2 separate regions of the Homo sapiens genome follow, and region 1 is linked to region 2. Evidence: chromatin loops called from intact Hi-C (ENCODE). Cell type or tissue: chondrocyte. All regions are shown on one strand.

Evidence for each region. A loop is a pair of places that touch in the nucleus more often than their neighbours do. Peaks named below come from ENCODE experiments on the same cell type or tissue, not always from the same donor. Only the 100,000 strongest peaks of a DNase experiment are listed, where the experiment ranks them.
Region 1: a loop joins it to region 2, with 2.6 times the contacts of the local background. A loop is called at or near these places in 17 of 110 quality-filtered maps.

What each region holds. Positions count from the first base shown.
Region 1 is chr3:169,759,725-169,767,724 of GRCh38, reverse strand. ACTRT3 (actin related protein T3) reads left to right here. Exons shown (of 2, transcript NM_032487.5): 2 at 1-804. The coding sequence ends at 293. It also overlaps TERC. Among named protein-coding and RNA genes, the nearest start is that of ACTRT3, 5.8 kb to the left of the region's middle. RefSeq lists promoters at 2,229-2,733, 1,867-2,733, a silencer at 2,725-2,984 and enhancers at 2,497-3,036, 3,195-3,284. In chondrocyte, CTCF peaks have their summits at 4,411 and 4,613 (motif pointing left); DNase peaks (open chromatin) are centred at 2,643 and 3,094.
Region 2 is chr3:169,144,982-169,152,981 of GRCh38, reverse strand. The region is part of intron 2 of MECOM (MDS1 and EVI1 complex locus); the gene reads left to right. Among named protein-coding and RNA genes, the nearest start is that of LINC01997, 150 kb to the right of the region's middle. RefSeq lists a silencer at 3,484-3,543. In chondrocyte, CTCF peaks have their summits at 3,480 (motif pointing left), 5,774 and 6,157; DNase peaks (open chromatin) are centred at 3,451 and 6,581.

The DNA of each region.
Region 1 (8,000 bases), 610 kb before region 2:
TCAGCAGCATAATGAAATGTGATACAGGCCTGAGGAATTCCTTCTTTTCCAATATTATCCTTGCCGGGGGATCAACCTCTTTCCCTGGTTTAGACAAGCGGTTAGTTAAGGATATAGCAAAGGTGGCTCCTGCCAACACCGCTGTGCAAGTTATAGCTCCTCCAGAAAGGAAAATATCAGTGTGGATGGGAGGTTCTATTCTTGCATCCTTGTCTGCCTTCCAGGACATGTGGATCACTGCTGCAGAATTTAAAGAAGTTGGACCCAACATAGTACACCAAAGATGCTTCTGAAATACAGATAAAATGGTTGGAAGAAAATGTTTTGAGTATATGTGACAGAAAACTTTGGATATTATATGTTTCTGGGAGAAGAGAAAATACTTCACCTATTGGGATGCCAATATTTCTGTTGTATTTCTATAATGGGTTTGGGGGATAATAATGGTGAAGCTCAAGAACAGATGTCTATTGAGTAGAACCAAGTTAAAATAATGTTTCCCATAGTGTTTCTTCTATAACTTGACGTTGGTGAGCTTATATTTCCCTTGGAAGAGAGCATTTGTGGTACAATATGCTATGTGCCAAATGAGTGATAAGATTTAAGCTTATTGAAGTTTAGGGAAAGAAGGTTGCTGTGGTGAGGAACGAGACTCCATAGCAGAGGTATGCCATCATGGAAGGGGTGGCATTGGGATGGAGCGCAGATATCCAGGCAAGCATACTAAAATGAACAAGTTGCTAAAGATGAGAATGAACAAAGCATATTCAGGGCATGTTTAATAGACTGATTTTGTTTTTAAAATTTTTGTTTATGTATGTATTTATTCATTTATTTAGTTTTAGAGGCAGAGTCTTGCCCTGTGTCCCAGGCTGGAGTGCAGTAGTGCAATCATAGCTCACTGCAGCCTCCAACTCCTGGGCTCTGCCCTCAGCCTCCCAAGTAACTGAATCCACAGGTATGCACCACCACGCCTAAGTTTAGACTGATTTTGTTCAAGTCAAGAGCTCATATAGAGCAGAACAAGCGCTATGACTAGCAAGGTTAAGTGAAGGCCAGGGACTGAAAGGCTTAAAGTGCTAAATATCCAATATGCAAAGGAGAGAAATTAAAGATTTAAAAGCAGGAGCCATAAGGAAACTATGTTATGATGAATGTGATAGTTTGGAGAATAAATTGAATGAGGAAGGCCCTGGAGATTTGGTGATCAGTTAGAAAGTTACTAGTCCACATATAAAGTGCCAAGTCTTGTACTCAAGATTATAAGCAATAGGAATTTAAAAAAAGAAATTATGAAAACTGACAAGATTTAGTGCCTACTTAGATATGAAGGGGAAAGAAGGGTTTGAGATAATGTGGGATGCTAAGAGAATGGTGGTAGTGTTGACATATAACTCAAAGCATTTAGCATCTACTCTATGTAAGGTACTGTGCTAAGTGCAATAGTGCTAAAAACAGGAGTCAGATTCTGTCCGTAAAAAACTTTACAACCTGGCAGATGCTATGAAAGAAAAAGGGGATGGGAGAGAGAGAAGGAGGGAGAGAGATGGAGAGGGAGATATTTTACTTTTCTTTCAGATCGAGGACCGACAGCGACAACTCCACGGAGTTTATCTAACTGAATACGAGTAAAACTTTTAAGATCATCCTGTCATTTATATGTAAAACTGCACTATACTGGCCATTATAAAAATTCGCGGCCGGGTGCGGTGGCTCATACCTGTAATCCCAGCACTTTGGGAGGCCGAAGCGGGTGGATCACTTGAGCCCTGGCGTTCGAGACCAGCCTGGGCAACATGGTGAAACCCCCGTCTCTACTAAAAACACAAAAACTAGCTGGGCGTGGTGGCAGGCGCCTGTAATCCCAGCTACTCAGGAGGCTGAGACACGAGAATCGCTTGAACCCGGGAGGCAGAGGTTGCAGTGAGCCGAGATCACGCCACTAGACTCCATCCAGCCTGGGCGAAAGAGCAAGACTCCGTCTCAAAAAAAAAAATCGTTACAATTTATGGTGGATTACTCCCCTCTTTTTACCTCATCAAGACACAGCACTACTTTAAAGCAAAGTCAATGATTGAAACGCCTTTCTTTCCTAATAAAAGGGAGATTCAGTCCTTAAGATTAATAATGTAGTAGTTACACTTGATTAAAGCCATCCTCTGCTCAAGGAGAGGCTGGAGAAGGCATTCTAAGGAGAAGGGGGCAGGGTAGGAACTCGGACGCATCCCACTGAGCCGAGACAAGATTCTGCTGTAGTCAGTGCTGCCTGGGAATCTATTTTCACAAAGTTCTCCAAAAAATGTGATGATCAAAACTAGGAATTAGTGTTCTGTGTCTTAGGCCCTAAAATCTTCCTGTGAATTCCATTTTTAAGGTAGTCGAGGTGAACCGCGTCTGGTCTGCAGAGGATAGAAAAAAGGCCCTCTGATACCTCAAGTTAGTTTCACCTTTAAAGAAGGTCGGAAGTAAAGACGCAAAGCCTTTCCCGGACGTGCGGAAGGGCAACGTCCTTCCTCATGGCCGGAAATGGAACTTTAATTTCCCGTTCCCCCCAACCAGCCCGCCCGAGAGAGTGACTCTCACGAGAGCCGCGAGAGTCAGCTTGGCCAATCCGTGCGGTCGGCGGCCGCTCCCTTTATAAGCCGACTCGCCCGGCAGCGCACCGGGTTGCGGAGGGTGGGCCTGGGAGGGGTGGTGGCCATTTTTTGTCTAACCCTAACTGAGAAGGGCGTAGGCGCCGTGCTTTTGCTCCCCGCGCGCTGTTTTTCTCGCTGACTTTCAGCGGGCGGAAAAGCCTCGGCCTGCCGCCTTCCACCGTTCATTCTAGAGCAAACAAAAAATGTCAGCTGCTGGCCCGTTCGCCCCTCCCGGGGACCTGCGGCGGGTCGCCTGCCCAGCCCCCGAACCCCGCCTGGAGGCCGCGGTCGGCCCGGGGCTTCTCCGGAGGCACCCACTGCCACCGCGAAGAGTTGGGCTCTGTCAGCCGCGGGTCTCTCGGGGGCGAGGGCGAGGTTCAGGCCTTTCAGGCCGCAGGAAGAGGAACGGAGCGAGTCCCCGCGCGCGGCGCGATTCCCTGAGCTGTGGGACGTGCACCCAGGACTCGGCTCACACATGCAGTTCGCTTTCCTGTTGGTGGGGGGAACGCCGATCGTGCGCATCCGTCACCCCTCGCCGGCAATGGGGGCTTGTGAACCCCCAAACCTGACTGACTGGGCCAGTGTGCTGCAAATTGGCAGGAGACGTGAAGGCACCTCCAAAGTCGGCCAAAATGAATGGGCAGTGAGCCGGGGTTGCCTGGAGCCGTTCCTGCGTGGGTTCTCCCGTCTTCCGCTTTTTGTTGCCTTTTATGGTTGTATTACAACTTAGTTCCTGCTCTGCAGATTTTGTTGAGGTTTTTGCTTCTCCCAAGGTAGATCTCGACCAGTCCCCTCAACGGGGTGTGGGAGAACAGTCATTTTTTTTTGAGAGATCATTTAACATTTAATGAATATTTAATTAGAAGATCTAAATGAACATTGGAAATTGTGTTCCTTTAATGGTCATCGGTTTATGCCAGAGGTTAGAAGTTTCTTTTTTGAAAAATTAGACCTTGGCGATGACCTTGAGCAGTAGGATATAACCCCCACAAGCTTAGCGTTCCAATAACGGAACACTAGGCATAATGAAAGACGGAAAAGAAATTTATTCCACACCCCCCACCCCCAACCCTCCCAGCCGGCAGTCTCCCACAAGAATTGGCTCTGATTTCCTTTAAGAAAATAAGCTAATGGCCCACTAGGTTGAAAGAAACAAACAGGCCATTCTGCCCACTTATCACGACAAGGTAATTCCGTCCCAAATCCATACCTTCAATTCCTTAGGATCATCTGGGGGTAGTTGCCAAGAGAGAGAGCAGCCAGGGGTGTGTATATAAAGGCCCACCTTTAGGGTGATAGCCTGAATCCTGATGATTGAAAGTCAGAAGTCAAGACCATGTCAGTAAATTTATGAACATGTATATTTGTAGCTTTTTAACCTATTACCTAAGTAGGTCCCCTGGAATTGTCTAGCAGATACATTTCTTAGCACTATTAGAATTAAGAAATGTAAAAAAACCTCTAGAGTCCACTGTTGCTGGTAATGTTCTCTAAATAAGGAAAAATATTTTTCCTATCAGCATGGTTTTGTGGAAAAGTAAGGAATGATTTTGCCAAGAACTTGTCTAGAGTCTTGAGGAAGTAGCTCAGCTTCAGTAAGCCTCAGTTTACTCAAGGTGATCTAAGATCGCTTTTTCTTCTCTTTCTTTTGAGACGGAGTCCCACTCTGTCACCCAGAGCTGGAGTGCAGTGTCCCCATCTTGGCTCACTGCAACCTCTGCCTCCTCGGTTTCTAGCGATTTTCTCTCAGCCTCCCAAGTAGCTGGGTTTACAGGCACACACCACCATACCCGGCTGATTTTTTTGTATTTTCAGTAAAGTTGGGCAGGCTGGCCTCGAACTCCTGACCTCAGGTGATCCGCCCGCTTCTGCCTCCCAAAGTGCTGGGATTACAGGCGTGAGCCACCGTGCGGGGACTAAGATCCCTTTTGCAAGGGCGGGGACTCCTTGAACTACAGACAAGTGCATGTCTTTTGTTCTTACTCCATCTAGTGGTACTTTTGCTTCTCCACATTTACAACATTTGTGGTGGTGCAGGGCCGTGAAGCAAGAATGGCCACAGACTGGGAATGTTTTTCTTTCATTTTTAAAAAGAAAACAGTGATTTAATACATTCAATTTAAAAATAAGTCCATAGTTGTTTTCTAGCTCATATTTGAAGTCGTCCCTCTGACATGTCTATTACAAACAGTCCAAAGGACAATTCTTAGTATTATAAACATTAAATATATTGTTTCTTTTTGGTAAAATGATTAAGTTATATAATTCTAGAGTAAAGACGGCCAGTCATCCTGGATGACCATACAGGTCATCCAGTGAGATAATTTATGTGAAAACTTTCTGTACATAATAATTATTGCAAAAGTGACTTCTTACTGCCACCGATTTGAGTGACTCTAGCAGATGAAGAAACTGCTGCGGAGAGGGGTTTTAGTTACTTGCCTAAGTTATTTACTTGCCTAAGTTAATTTTTTTGCAGAGTTGTGACCAGAAGCTAGGCTTCCCAAGTTCTAGTCCAGTGTTCTGTTCACTGTATTGCACCCTAAGTCTTTGTTGGTTAACCTGGGGCAGATGGTTAGCATTAACTCCATCGTCACTTTCTGGTTTAAAATAAAATAACCTCCTTAATGGTTGTAACCTTGGTTTCCACCCCACATCCACTCCCGCCCTAATACTCTTCGATGTGATTTTGTGCTGTGTGTGTTTCACTTTTTTACAAGTACAGTTGATTCTAGTTATTTGCAGTAGTTACATTCTGTGAAGCCTCTGTGAACACTGGATTAGTGAATACTGAACCATTGCTCCCAGAGGAATTACGGGATTAGGTTCCTGGGAACATTCGGTCACAACATTTTTGTCAAAGAATCGATACATAATCTTGTGTGTGTTTCTGTTAAAGACATCCTAAAGTATGTTGTTGATTCATTAGCACTGAACTCATATTCAACAACACTATCACTTAAGCCTGAATGAAGGCTAACACAAGTATTTTTTTTCTGTAAGACACATCACAGCTTTCTTGTGCTTAGGAACGCTAGACAGCACTTAAGCACTATGATTGGGGGTCATTTTAAACAGCACAGTCACCAACTAAAAGCATACAAATGTGAAAAACTTGCCATTAAATAGACCAGAAATAGGACACTTGTTTATAGTGTCCTTTTTGGACTACAAAGGCAAAAGAGAACCTATGTGTTGGGGAAATCAAACTTTTCAGGGCTCTGCACATGCCCATGAATGACTATGAAAGCACTGCAGGTATTGCTTTTGAGATTATAAACAATTTCGGTGACTAGGTGAATCCACAAATACAGAATCTATGAATATTGAGGGTTGACTGTACTTCAAGGTCTATGTGACAGCTGTATCTGAGAGAGACTACAGATGTCCACATGGTTCCTGAGGTACTTAGGGCTTGTTTCATGCCTTTTATATTATTTAAACCAGTGATTCTCAAAGGGGTATAGTGAGAGAAAGGGTATATGAAGTTTGCAAATGACGATACTTGTTCTCTTTATTTTGTTACTTAGGTTGTATTTCACATGAAGGATGTGAGAATTTTATGCGTATGAAGGAAGCATTAGCTTTAAAAATACTGAGAAACATGCTTTTTCTTTTGTCCTTCAGAATGAGGGGCTTCCTTTGTAAGGTCTGGAGTTGGTTATGGGTTTTGACTCTGAGGATGACATTGAGTTTTAATTCAGCTTGTCCTGGTTCTGCAGTCAAAAATTCCATGTTAGCCTGGCTCGAGACTTAAGAGACAAATAGATGGCACAGGCACAAGCGTGTGTACACATGCACCCACCGTCATACAAAGTGTAAGGGAGGAGTGGTTTTAAATAAGATGAGAATGAAGTGACAAAAGGTAACTGTCATTCCTTCATGTTCATTCTTTTAAGGTAATAATATGTGATGGAAGTAAAAACAGCGAAAATACCCAAGAATTAGCCCAGGATATGCAAATTTAAATGTCTGCAGTGGACAGAAAGGAAACAAAGAAGTGAATCACACTGGGAATAAGAAAATGGAGACTATAGAGATGGTAGGGAGAATGAGCTTCCCTTTTTAAGGAGGCAGCAATCTTACAGAAATTGAGCCTAAAATTGTCAGTATTGCAAGAGAAGACAAAAATTCAGATTTTTATGTCAACACCACTGATTATAGAATGTTGGTAGCTAAATTGAAATAAAATTTAAATATTATATAAGTGCATGGTAAAGAATTTGGATGGCTTTTGTTCCTGAACCCTGGGAAGTAGCCTCTAAACCCTTGGAATTCACCAAGAATGGTGGGAGTGTCTTTTCTTGGTAGGCCTCTTGGACTAGACCCAATAGTTTACACTAACGAGATGACTCATGACTGGGGGTTGGTCAGCCATGTGATTAGAGTGTTGGGGCTTTGGGCCCCATGATACTAGCCCGACCTCTTGAGAGACTTGGAGCCACATGTCTGAGCCTTATGACTAGTGATTCATCCAATCATGCCTGTAATGAAGCCCCAATAAAAACTCTGGACACACTGAAGCTTGGATGAACGTCCGTGGTTGGCAGTACTCAGTGTGCTAGGAGGAAAATGTGTCCCTGAGGACATGAGGAGAGGGACAATGGAACCTTCTTTCTGGGACCCTCCCAGACCTCACTCTATGTGTCTCTCCCTTTGGCTGGTTTTGATTTGAATCCTTTTGCTATAATAAAACCATAATAATAACTATAATAAACATCCTTTTGCTATGATAAAACTGTAATAAAACCGAAATAACACTTTCCTGAGTTCTCTAAGTCATTCTACTGAATTATGAAACTTGAAGGGGTAGTGGGAACCCCTAAATTTGTAGGCAGCTTGTCAGATGTAAGGATGGCCTGGGGACCTCCTAGCTTAGGTTGTTGATAGCTGAAGTCATTGCAATGCACCAATAAAAAAACGTTTTGAGATAAAATCTGGTCTATTATAGGCTATTAATTTGCGACCTTTGGCCTAGGCAAATTTAAGCATTCCTGAGTGCTTTCTCTAGAAGGGTGAGGGTTTGGACCATCCTACCAGTTTGAGGCCTACCCAAAATAAATGTATTTGAGAGGAGTTTACACTGGTGGTATCTGTTATAGGTTTCTGGGAATATCACTAAAGAGAAGTTTCAAAATTAAATTTTAATAATATTCTGAAAATAGTAGTGCTAATCCTTCACGTATAGGGGTTAGGGTATTTCTTCCAGTGGTTCTGCCTGAGGGGTGGGCCTGTTTTTCAGTGTCCATTCTGTCAGTCGTTATGGGATGTGAAGAGGGTTCCAAGGGTTCCACCATCACTAGGTGGAAATGAGGCAACTTTTCCCATATTTTTCCTTTACTCTGGTTTGTATCTCCCCTCCTA
Region 2 (8,000 bases):
TATTCACCAGAGCGGTTGTTTCAGCAAAGTACTTCATCTTAGTTTCCAAAGAGCTGCTAGTTGTTACTAAATATATTTTAAAATAGAAGCAAAAAAGAAATCTGCTCTCATTCTGGCCAAATATACTATAAAATATTAAACTGTTAAAATCTTTGGCATTTTGGAGAAAGATCAGCTAGGTGATTATGCTTGTATAGTTAATTAATAAGAAAGGAAGTAGGTAATGGTTCACTGGGGAAACTTTTGTTATCACCATGTCTATTTATGAAGGATCCCATGCTGTAGGGACAATAACGGGGTGCTAATTCTGAACGCACACAGTGCCGTCCTACAAAGACATCAAGATTTGTAGGAAATCAACCCTCCAGCAGTCCTGGCAAGCCAGACTGACCCCAGCAAATGAAAATAATCAAAAGTAATTAGAAGCGTGCTGGACTACTCCTCGGAGAGCCGAATAGGAGAGTAAACATGCCTGAATCCTCGAGCCACTGCAAAGGCCCATGTCTGAGCTGTTAGGTGCCCTGACCTTGTCCACATAAAGATGTGATTTATGAAGTGCAGGGCACAGCAGCAGGGCTTCTGTCTTCTCCTGGAGAACCAAATTACTGAGGTGGAGATTAACATGCTTTCAGTCGGGCCCATTTCCAGACCAAGGGAAATTTTTTATTTAAATTTGTTTTATCTTTAATTTCCTCTTTTCTAACAGCACACCCCAATAGATAAAAAAAATAATAATTTAAAAAAAATAAAAAAAGGCAGAGTCCACCAAGAGTCACCAGTAATCTCTCTTCAGTGCAGTTGTGATATGTGTGTGGGGCTACGGACAGTCACAGCATTTTTGTTGGTAAATTTGTATTGTGCTGGACTGTTTCACTGGATCTGTCTGATCAAAGCATCACAGAATTCACATTCATGCTTAGAGAACAAAGCTTGCAAAATACTTATTAAATTAAAAAACAGAAATTATTAAAATTAAACAGAATATCACCTTAGATTTCATGGCTTTCTGATCTAGTTTATCTTGCCTAAAGGTCATGCTTCATTACAAAGTTTACTCTATTAAATAAAAAGATTTGGGAAAAGAAATTGTGGGTGGTAGAGAATTTAGAGGAGTAGGAGAAAGACAAATTGGGAGAAATATTTATATATGAATCAGTGGGAAGTCTCTTGAGTCCTAAAAGACATACTTACATTATTTCTTATCTTTGTGTCAGTTAGGTTAGGTAAGATTTTACAAAATCCTATTCTGACATGGAAAAGGAAGCATTGATTTTCTTTTTAAACACACATCAATATCTATACACGAAGCTAATTTAATTAGCAGGCACTTATTGTTCAGCCAAATGTCAATTTCTCAGATTATTTCATGCTTCTTGACATGAACTGTATGAAACAGGATTTAACAGAATCTCCATGAATAAAACTCCACTTGAGAAATGTAAAAATGCACATGTACGTTCTTGAAAAGCTACAAAAAAATAGAGTTAAAACAAAGATGTTAGGCTTGGAGTTTAGTGTATATTTAGCCACCTCAAGAAACCCAAAGCTGCAGAATTAAGGGAATTTAGACTGAGGTTATAAAGTGCCTTCCTCTATAAACTAAAAACATAATGTCAGGGTGAATGGGAACATACTTTATTAACTTTACGGTATTGAAAACTGCCAGCAAGTTGTCTTGTTTTTAAATATTGTCCTCTGCAGAGTGTTACAGTGCTGTTTGTCCACAGGAAGCCTATTAAAAGTGGACAGTGCAGTCATTTCATCTGGCTTTGGCTGGACTGCTTTTCTTTCCTTTAATGATGTGCTGGAATGTACCATGCCCATAGGGTCTCCATTAGCAGAACTTTTACTTCTGGGACGACCATGAAGTTTAAGGCTTAAAAGAGGCATCAGTTTACAGTCTTGTGGGAATCACTTGAATACTGGAGCACTAACTTCTTACTGCTTTAACTAATATATTGACTTATTTTAAATAAACAGTTACACAATGAAGGCAGAGCCAGTGGCCTTATTGGAAATCTTTGGGCTTTTTAAAGATTCTGCAATCCACACAGCTGGGGAAGGAAGGAAGGGGCCTGAGGAGGGTTTATGCCCTTTTCAAACCAGGAAGAAAACACATTAACCTCTCCCACCCCAGCCCTGCCATCAGCCAAAGGGGGATCTTTACAACTCCTAGAAAATCTATCAGCCCACACTCAACCCTCATATTTTTCCAATGCCCTTTTCCTGGTAAACAACAATTAACAGATCAAGAAAGAAAAAATAATCATTCCTTCTGGAAAAATGTTTTTAAAATCTGGTTCTCTTTTTAAACATCACTGATGAATCATTCCATTTTTTTCTTTCCCCGAAGCTATACATTTGTTTTAGTTTGTTCTCCTACTCCATCCCCTTAATATTTAGATCATCTGTCCTGATACATGTTTGCAAATTAAAGCTGGTTTGAGATTACAGTAAAACCATTATTTTTAATAGCCCATTTCAAGGGCAGTGCTAAACACTGCAGAACACGCATGTTACTGATTACTGCTGAGCAGACAGCGGCTTTTGCAGATTAATTTGTAACTGGGAACTACTGTAAACAGATTTCACCAGAAATCCCAAGGAATAAAGGGAATTGGTGATGGTATTTGGCTCCTTGTATTTATTTATTGTTTTAGAAACCTTCTGATGGAAAGCAAGCTAACAGGGGAAGAAGCAAGCCCCTTGCAAAATCCTTTTCCTCTAACCTTCTTTCCTGTTTCATTCACTTATTGGGGAAGATGGATCAGGTCTTCTAAATAATTCTTATTTAAATAGCAAGAAGACCCTTTCATGAGAAACAAGGCCAGTCTAACTACTGTGGGATTTCAGAACCCTATCTTTAAACTTTAAGTTGTGTGAAGAAAAAGTGAGATGACTCTGCCTTTACATGAAGTTATTGTTATATACCTAAAGGAGAAAGGGAGTGGGATGGGGTGGGGGAGAGGGGAGGGAGAGACAGACAGACAGACAGACAGACAGACACACACACACACACACACACACACACACACACACACACACAGAGAGAGAGAAAGAGAGATTAAGATTTAGTGTTTTGTTAGCTTCCTTTGCCCAGGTCCTTCTGATGATTTCCTTTAGTCTTTTTCACAATTTATTCAGTGGAGAACAAGACTGATGATGACGATAATGATGATATTAATATAATAATAATGATGATGCAATGAATTCTCCATTCTTCTAGGTACATCTTCCAAGGTCTCGGAGGGTAAGCGTTCACTCTTGGTTGTATTTGGGGAAGAGAAGCTCAGACGTAGGAATAGCCTTCTCTCAGGCTGATGTCTACATGCCTGGACTGCAGTGTGCCTTCCTCTCGTAGCTCGGAAGGACGCGGAACGGCGGGCGAGGCGGAAGGCAGAGCTGTGTTGCCGGCGCCTGGCGGGCAGAGGCGGGTTCACCTGGGTGGCTGGAGCCGCCGGCGCTGCGCTTTATTTCGGAGCGCAATGCCATCTACCGGCGTCCTGCCGTACCTGCAAGTATCCAGACCTTGAAAGTCGCTCCGCCTCCCCCCACCCGAAGCCAATATAGGGGAAAAAACTCGGAGGCCCTTTCCACGAAATCCTAATTTAGCCAGGACCTGCCAATGATTCCAGACGACCTTTTGTTTTCCTACCGACGTTTCCTCGTTTTGAAAGCAGTTTTGTAAAGGGCAAGGAGGTGGGGGCCGCAGGGTTGGGGCGCTGAGCTCCCAGACCCCCTGATCAGGCCGCACTGTCTGAAGCAATCGGTTCCCCAGATTACTTGTATTTAATACACAATGCATCATAAAACAAATCCCTCATCCTGACAGGAAGAAAATAGAACAGCTCATAGCTCGAGCCGGTCCAATTTATGGCTAAATTAAAAAAAAAAAAAAAAAAAAGAAAGCTCCGACAATGGGCAAGTTGAGGGAGGGCAGGAAATCAATGGCCACGAACCAGGAGCTCTTAAAGGTTCTCAAGCGCCCAACTCTACGGGAATATCTGACCGGGTTTTAGGTTATTTACAAAGGATTTTTCCTGTCCTACCTACCACTGCTGTGCGATTTTCTCTCAAACAATGGCCATTATCTGAAATAACAGTTCAATGTCACAGATAACAGGCCACCGAAACAAATTAGTCACCACCTCTTGTCATTTTCTCTCCCCCAATCCCTCCCTTTTGCTACTATTTTTGTTTTTAAATCAATATTTTGGGAAAATATAGTTCTACTGGATTTACACGTTTATTTGCACTTGGAGAAAACAAAAAGTGGGTGGCACTTGTGTTATCCCGTTTGCAGCTAAAGTTTAACCGTCAGCACACTTTCCAGCCCCTCTTGCCCCACCTCTCCCCCGCAAGTGTCCCTAGACTCGCTTACTTTGCTTAACTTTCCATTGTTGAGCTGGGGAGTTGGATTTTGTCCATTTGTTTTTATGAATGGAGTTTTGTGATAAAAACGCGTTTACTTCCATTTAGCCAGTGGGATTTACTAAATCTTACAAAGTTGGCCATGAATAAATCTGTAGACCCTTTTGTTTTGCTATGTATCCCCTGTATTCTTTCTTCCAATGTCTTTTCTACAATGTATTGGTTTAAATGTACCCAAGGTATATTAGAAAGTTATTAAACATAGGATAGTACCGATTACTAAAAGCAGCATTTATGATGTTAAACGTTCAAAAATAATCTGAGTCGTCAAATTGCTTATTGCACGTTTTGGCGTTCAAGGTGTTTTAATTAATGTATCAAAGAAAATGGCAAAGACTCACCAGACAGTCATCAATCTCTCTAAACCCATAATATGCTGTTTGGGCGGGTTATATGCCAATAATTTTTCAGATTTTAAAATATCTTTAAAGAAAAATATGGTTTGAAAATTTTGCACGCCCTTCCTCTGACCTAGCTACAAGAATGAAGGGAATAAATTAGAGTATGAGTTTCAATTAAAAAAATTTTTTTTAATGCTTAGCAGAAAACTGGAAATGTACATGTCAACTTTTCACTCTTGAGGTTGCTGTTTTCTGAGAATTTCTAAACTATTTATATTTAGTCTGAACTAGCGTCCCTATACCCTAAGCTTTATCCTCCCCACTCCAGCACTACCTCTCCCCCCTACCCCCGCCCCCTCCTGCCTCGGTGCACACACCCTCACACCCCTGAAAGCACTTCTCTACCCTTCCCCATCCCTCCCATCCCCCATCTCTCTCTCTCTCACACACACACATGCACACACACACTCGCGCGCACACACACACACACACACCACACTTGTGCTTTCAAGACATCGAAACGGAGGCTATTTCCCTGGGGAAAGAAATCCTGCCTGGCGAGATCTCCCCATTGGTTGTTTACCCGGAGAAATCTACATGTTTAAGGGGGATGGTGCATCCATAATCAGTCTGTCCCTATAGGACTTGGGTCTTGGCGACCTTTTTGTGACCTCTCCCGCCAGAGGAGGCTGCTGTCACTTTAAAAATTTAAAAGAGGAGCCCGTCTGGCTTCCGATCAGATCACTCTGGGCGGCGGGAGATAGCTCCCTTTCTCCCTCGCCCCGGGTTCTTTCTGGATGGCCGAGCAGATCCTCTTTAAAGAGACAGTTCATGAAATAGAAACCCGGCGGCTGAGCTTGGAGTTGCGAAAGGGGACGATCCCGTGAGGGTCCAGGACCCGCGAAGGCGCTGCGGAGGATCTGAAAGGGGGATAGAGCTCCCCTCGCCTCCCCAGGCCCCCCACCTTTTCAAACTCTCCTCCTCCTGCTTGTTTTCCCCCATTGGAACTGGGAAGGAGAAGTAGAAGTTTTAGTGGGTTTCAGATAACTTTCATTACACATCGGGCTGATAAGAGCAAGAGAAAGTGAGAAAAGAGGGAGGTGATGTGAACCAGAAGGAATAGCTCCGAGCTCATTTAGGAAGGGGGAAAAAGCCAAAACACACCAAACCCGGGTCACCCAGACGAAAGAAGACTTCATTTCTTGTATTAAAAATACACTGTTGGCGGACAATAAATCCGAAACGCGTGGTCCTGGAGAGCAGATCCTAGAGACGGACAAAGTTGTCAGAGACCCATTTGGAAATCGAGACGCGAGGCTTTTAAAAAATTATTATTATTATTTTTAAACATCTCTAAATGTTGCTCGGGATCGTTTGAAAGGATTTTCGTGCAGGAGCGTTGGGGGCTGCTGATTATTTTATTTTGTTTATTTTGATTCTTCTGTGAATGCCTATTATTGCTGAGTTGAGGCCATAGAAATCTAAAGGTAAGAGAACTCCTCACTTTAAAAGGAAAAAAAGTCTGGGCGATGTGAAAGTTTGTCACTTCGGACAGTTTCCTGCCGGGGCACCGTTTCTACGGGCGCCCCCCGCCCCCAGCCTTCTTTCCTCCTCGCCCGCAGTCTCGCGGAGCCCTGCTGCTTATCTACGTTGCTAAGCCGGGCGATTTCCTTGTTCCTCCTGCGAAACGGTGCGGTCTGGACACGTCTCCGGGGTGGGTCGTCCGGCCTTCGGTGGGTTTCTCTGCCGGCTTGTCGGCCTCTTTTCCTTGCGCTCTTCTCCTCCTTCCCCTCCCTCCGTGTGTCTCTGTCCGTCGGTTTCGGGGACGCACAAGGTGCGGTTGCCAAAATCTGAATTCCTGGCACTGGCCACGCGACTTTGGAGCCGCTCTCGGCCGAGTTCCACCTTGCCAAGTAACAGCTTTGCTGTCCAACATCGTGTGCTGCTTCGCGAGAAAGTCACATTCGGACCCTTTGGCTAGATTGTGGGGATTTTTTTTTTTTTCCTTTTGCTGTTGGTTTTTTGAAAGGGCCTTTCTCTAAAGTCTACCTAAACGGTTTTTTTTTAAGCTATCTTTGGAGGTTGACAGCTTTTAAAAACACAGGAGTGTGTTATATGAAATGACTGAAGATGTGTCGTTACTTTATTTTATTCGAGATTTCCGACACGATTAAGACATTTGGGAGACAAATGCAGTTCTGCTAGCAAATCAAAAGTGAATAATTCACCCAGGGGGCAAACGTTTCTGGAGAAAGCTAAGCTTTTGTCTTGGGGCAAGAATATTGAGAGGAAGAATGTTAATATGATGGTGAAATCTTTGAATAATCGTATAACAGATTAGTAAAAAGACATTCTTTGGAAATGAACCTTTTTAAAAATTAATTTTGCTGTTGACAGTGGCAATGCTAATAATGTTAACACGGAATAAAATTACACCTACAATTTTTATGTGCAGTGTATGTAATACTTAACTCCCTGCCCCTGTGAAAGGGTATGCTTGAAAGCTAAGGGGATGGATGCTTCTTGACTTTGAAATTAACAAGTTTTCCACGTCTCTCTGCAAATATGAAATGGAATTAGTATTGCATTTCACTGGCTTTATTCTATGTCCTTTATTAAATATTTCTTTGGTGTGTCAGGAGAACTGCCTTTTCTTTTTCTTTTTTTCTTTTTTTTCTTTTTTTTGCCAGTCAAGGAAACAAACAACAAAAGATCAACCAGAAACCAAACAGACTGAACAAACCAACAAAACCCAGCAACAAACTCCAACTTTTTACTATTTAAAAATGTGCATTGCTATTATTTATGTACCTTCTCAACATCTGGGATGGGGGGAAATCTCAAGTTGCCATTTGAGTTACTCAGCACTGAGAGTTGAAGAAACATCTTAAAGTTTGTAATTTTATTGATAACAAATTTTTAGAATTTGTCCTCTTAATAGAAAGGATGTTTAAGTGTACACTTCTGTCGTTGTTAGTGTGAAGAGGCATCCTTGAAAAAGAAGAGTTTGATTTCTCTCTGTGTGTGTGTGTGTGTGTGTGTGTGTGTGTGTGTGTGTGTGTGTGTTTAATAATATCCCTATCTTATGTTCGATTTTTCTTTTTTAAATTTTGGGACGACTTATTGCCCTTCAATTTCCTCATGGCCAAAGGCTTATTCATAGGGCTTCTTGACTAAAGCCCTTGGAGCACTGGGTTTTTCTTGAAGTATATGGTGAGTTAATGACTT